Linked DNA regions of Homo sapiens: region 2 is linked to region 1. A link is an interaction called in ENCODE POLR2A ChIA-PET data of the cell type or tissue named here. Cell type or tissue: B cell. All regions are shown on one strand.

Region 1 (2,500 bases):
GATCCTTAAATTAATCATATCCCCAAAGTCTCTTTTACCCTGTAAGGTAACATATTTACATGTTCTGGGGATTAGGACTTAGACATTTTTGGGGCACCATTAGTCAGCCTACCACATCTTCCAACAGCTCTAACTTGAATTTCTGCATTCTCTGCCTACCAGCTGCTTGTGTTTTCTGCTCTTCTCTGTATGTTTTCTCCCTTTCCTCTTTCACACTCATTACTTCAACTCTCACCTTTATGCTAAAATCAAGTCTCTTGTCTCAAATATGAGAAAACTGGAGCATAGATAGGAAAGTGACTAGCCTTGAGTCACATAGATACCTACAGGATATTTACTTACTTACTTACTTATTTATTTGAGACACAGTCTTGCTCTGCTCTGTCACCCAGGCTGGAGTGCAGTGGTGTGAACACAGCTCACTGCAGCTTCAACCTCCTGGGCTCAAGTGATCCTTCCACCTCAGCCTCCTATGTAACTGGGACCACATGTTTGCACCACCATACCTGGCTAATTTTTTTTTGGGTGGGGAGGGGGTTGGAGAGATAGGGTCTCACCACATTGCTCAGGCTGGTCTCAAACTCCTGGTCTCCAGCAATCCTCCCGCCTTGGCCTCCCAAAGTGCTGGGATTACAGATATGGGCCACCATGCTAAACACCTATAGGAGATTTCTATTTGTACGTCTTCAGAGTACCTCAGTCTAATCGTTGACTGAATACTATTTCTACCTGAATAACACAATTCTTTCAGACTCACAAGCTAGAATTGTACTACACTTTTTTCTCATCTCCATTCACTCAGCTGGTTCTCTCAACTCTGTCTCTCCATTCATTCAGAAATCCAAGTGCTGCTTCAGAATCCTAAAATACTGCTTTGGTTGGGTAACGACCCTGCTCAAACCCACAAAAATTCTCTACTAAGGAGTCCATCAAGCCACCTTGGCCTGATGTTTGATGTTCAAAGCCCTCTAGGATGTCACCCTGACTCTCTCTCATCTCTAACCCTTCAAACACATCCATTAGGATTTCCTAGCATCCTCTGCCTACACACCACACCCATTCCTATTTATTCGCCCATGCTGCTCTACCATCCTGGACTGCCTTCGTTTGTCCTTCCACTTAGGAATACATCCTTTCCAGGGTATCATAGAATTTGGAACTCTAAAAGGAATCTTTTTTTTATTTATCTGTTTCCAAACCTGACTGTTAGTTCCTTGAGGGCAGAAATTATACCACATATATACTCTAGTACAGACTTACAATCTACCATTTAGACATTCAATATTAGTTGTTAATTAAGAATCTAAGAAAACCTCTAAAGAGAAAAATATAGTGGAACACGGCCAGGCATGGTGGCTCACGCCTATAATCCCAGCACTTTGGGAGGCTGAGGCGGGTGGATTACCTGAGGTCAAGAGTTCAAGACCAGCCTGGCCAACATGGTGAAACCCCGTCTCTACTAAAAATACAAAAATTAGCTAGGATGGTCTCGATCTCCTGACCTCGTGATCCACCCGCCCAAAACCCCGTCTCTACTAAAAATACAAAAAAAATTAGCTGCGCATGGTGGCAGGCACCTGCGGTCCCAGCTACTCGGGAGGCTGAGGCAGGAGAATGGCGTGAACCCGGGAGGCAGAGCTTGCAGTGAGCTGAGATCACACCACTGCACTCCAGCCTGGGCGACGGAGCAAGACTCCGTCTCAAAAAAAAAAACAACAACAAAAAAAACAATTAGCCAGGCGTGGTGTCACCCCCCTGTAATCCCAGCTACTCAGGAGGCTACGGCAGGAGAATTGCTTGAGCCCGGGACGCAGAGGTTGCAGTGAGTCGAGATCGTGCACTGCACTCCAGCCTGGCTGACAGAGCGAGACTCTGTCTCAAAAAAAAAAAAGAATGGGACACATGTAATTAATGGCATATTATTCAAATATCAAAAACTTTACTCTAGGCCAGGCATGGTGGCTCTTGTTTGTTTATAGACACAGGGTGTCACTCTGTCATCCAGGCTGGAATGCAGTGGCACGATCATGGCTCACTGCAACTCCAGTTCCTGGACTCAAGCTATCCTCCCGCCTCAGCCTCCCAAGTAGCTGCAACTACAGACATGCACCAACATGCCTGGCTAATTTTATTTTTTTGTAAAGACAAGGTTTTGCTATGTTGCCCACGCTGGTCTCAAACTCCTGAGCTCAAGTGATCCTCCTGCCTCAGCCTCCATCTATTGTGATTATTGGGACAAAATAACTGATGAATGACTGTCATGGGCTGAGGGTGGGAGGAGCTGTCTACCAAGGAGCACAAAAAATCTTGAGGGTAACGTTCTACATCTTGATTACAGTGGTGGTTCCACAACTGTACGCATTTGTCAAAACTCATACGATGCTACACTACAAAGAGTGAATTTTATTGTATATAAAGTATATCTTAGTTTTAAAATATTTTAAAAGAAAAAAATAAACTACTTAGTTTTATGTTAACAACAAGACTGGTCCAACTCCTT
Region 2 (2,500 bases), 290 kb before region 1:
GTCCTGAGTGTGCAGAGTGGAAGGCAAACAGAAAGCAGCTGCATGGAGGGTGAAGGAGAGGCTGAGGGGAGAGGGCGAGGATGGGGTGGAGCTGGGAAGGTCAGGGGTGGTTAATGGCCGGACAGCAGCAGAAATTCCACCTGGCGAGCTGTGGCCCCGAGGTCTTATCGGGTGAGGTTGGGGGTTGAGGGTGAGGCCCAAGGGTGACACTGAGGCACAGGAGTGCTGCCCAGGCTCTCGGTCCTCCCTGCCCCTCCTGGTGCTCACCGTGGGTGTCAGCCTCGCTTTTCCCAAGTGGGAGAAAGCAGAGTTGTGGAGGTGGGAGGTGTCGGGTCCGTGGCAGAGCCCTTCTGCTGGGTTCCTGTCTGGGAGCAGGCAAGGGGTCCTGTGCCAGCAGACGCTCTTCCTCCTCTCCCCCACACCCGTACCCCTCCATCGCCCTTTCTCCCCTCCCCAAGTGGCCCGTGAAGAGCCCTGGCACCAGCCTTTACCTCACCCTCCAGGACAGACTGAGGGTGGGGACCGCGGGCTGCCGGAGCCCTCGGGGCGAACTCCCCAGCTCCCCTTCCCCTCCAGCATCTGCCTTTTGTTCCATCTCTCTTCTCCCTCCCTTCTCTCCCTTGACTCAGGAAAACCTTCATCCTTATCTCCCGAAGCAAATCGTTTCCCTCCCACCCCTGCCCGCAGGCCATTCCCTACAGCCAGGGGGTCCCCTCCCCCAGCTAATCCCCCGAACCGAGAGGCTGTAAACTCGGAGCTGGCGGGTGGGGTGGGGAGTGTTGCAGGAGTGCACGGAGCTGGCGGGGACTCCTCGGCAGAATCGGGGGAGTCCCGTAGGGCTCCGGGGGCTCGGAGCCGGCCCCGCCCTCCTCAAACTTCTGTAGGACCGCGCCAGTTTAAACCCCTCTCCCCCAGCCTAGTCCCTCCCGCACACACCTCCCCTTCTCCTGTCGCCCATTTTCCCCTCCGCTGGCAGTCCGGACTGGAGAAGGGAGGCGTGGGCGCGCGGAGGCAGCCTCCCCAGCAGCGGGGATTGCCTGGGGCGGGGGCCCTGCGTCGTGGTTTGCGGGGATCGCCCTCGGAGGGGCCGCACGCGCTGTGTGCAGGCGAATGTGAGGAGCATATCAATAGGCGGGCGGGGGAAGCGGGATCAGGTTGTTACTACTGCAGAGAGAGAGAGAGGAAGAGAATAGAGAGAGGGAGAGACTCGAGAGCGAGCGAGCGCGGGAGCGAGGGCCGCAGCGGCAGGGCCGGCGGGGAAGTGGGAAGAGGGACCTGGACTTCGGGACCCCAGCTGTCCCCGCCCCCGCCCCCGCCCCCGCCCTCTCCACCAGCTCAGGCTGAACGCGCCCGGAACGTCCCAGGGTAAGAGGGAACCCCAGGCGGGGCACCCCACGAGGGCAGCCAGTAGTCCCGAGCGAAGCCGTGCCTCGACCGACAGTGGCCACCTCTAGGGCCTGAGGCGTGGGCGGACGCGGGGTCGCCAAACGGTGACACTCCGACTTTTGGGACTTGGTGCTCACTGCGGGGTAAACTAAGAGTAGGTAGGACTGAGCCCGCGGTGGGAACTGTAATCCGGAAATCCATGGGCGTCGGAATTACCTGGCTAGACCCGGGGGAGGTGTCCTGAATTATTTCGGGAACCCCTAGCCCCCAACCTATCTCTCCCCGCGGAGAGCCCGGGTCCAAAGCGGAGAGAAGGCGAGAGAAGCCGCGGTGCCTTAGCGCTGGGACCAGGGACCTGCGGTGAAGCGAAGGCGACTCGCCGCAGAGAAGCCGTGGGAAGGGCGCGGGGAGGTGCATGAAGTGGGCGTGCGGAGAGAAGTGGGTGCGGGGCGCATGGGACCCTGCAGCGCCTGCCTCGCTGAGGAGGAGCTGGAAGACCATGCTCGCGCGACACTGGGGAGCCCCTGGCGCAGAGGGGGGTGTGCCGGAGGCACGGGCGGTTTGCAGGACTGGCTGCCTTTCTGAGCGCCCCCGCCTTGCCGCAGCCGTCCAGGGTTGAGATGAGCGGCTGCATTTTCCACCCCTTCCTCTCCCGGGAACTTTCCCACACTTTGACACGCGCCACGGCTCTGTGCATTGGAGGAAGCAGGCTCGCGGGGATCCTGGCAAGCTTGCAGAGACCCGGGTGGGCGATGGGAGGGGGCAGCTGGGCAGTGGAAACGAGGGCCCTACTCAGTTTGCTGTGTGACCTTGGACAAGCTACTGCACCTCTCTGAATCTCAGGATGATGGAGCGCATGGTGCCCAAGACAGGAATGGGGACGAGGTGGGGGAGGGCGCGCGGGGGGACAAGCTCATGGGCACGCCTGCCCGAGCCTCTGCACCTGGGAATCGCTGCCTTTGGTCACTGGCCTCTCTTAAGTGAGTTCAGTGCTCACTTCCGGGGCAGGGGGTGTCAAAGTGGAGCTGTGAACGCAGCGCCCCAGGGAGAGTCCGAAAGCTTCCATTCTGACCTGTCCTATGACCTTGGGCAACTCACTGACCCACTCTGGGCC

Evidence for each region. ChIA-PET counts read pairs that join two places held together with the same protein. Peaks named below come from ENCODE experiments on the same cell type or tissue, not always from the same donor. Only the 100,000 strongest peaks of a DNase experiment are listed, where the experiment ranks them.
Region 2: POLR2A ChIA-PET joins it to region 1 with 6 read pairs; 4 of 35 experiments call an interaction of 5 or more read pairs at or near these places.

The regions. Positions count from the first base shown.
Region 1 is chr1:202,354,046-202,356,545 of GRCh38, reverse strand. The region is part of intron 1 of PPP1R12B (protein phosphatase 1 regulatory subunit 12B); the gene reads right to left. Among named protein-coding and RNA genes, the nearest start is that of PPP1R12B, 6.6 kb to the right of the region's middle. In B cell, no CTCF peak of the experiment used is centred here; no DNase peak of the experiment used is centred here.
Region 2 is chr1:202,642,143-202,644,642 of GRCh38, reverse strand. The region is part of intron 1 of SYT2 (synaptotagmin 2); the gene reads left to right. Among named protein-coding and RNA genes, the nearest start is that of SYT2, 67 kb to the left of the region's middle. RefSeq lists an enhancer at 931-1,863. In B cell, no CTCF peak of the experiment used is centred here; DNase peaks (open chromatin) are centred at 392, 982 and 1,742; H3K4me3 peaks cover 1,531 bases; H3K27me3 peaks cover 2,500 bases.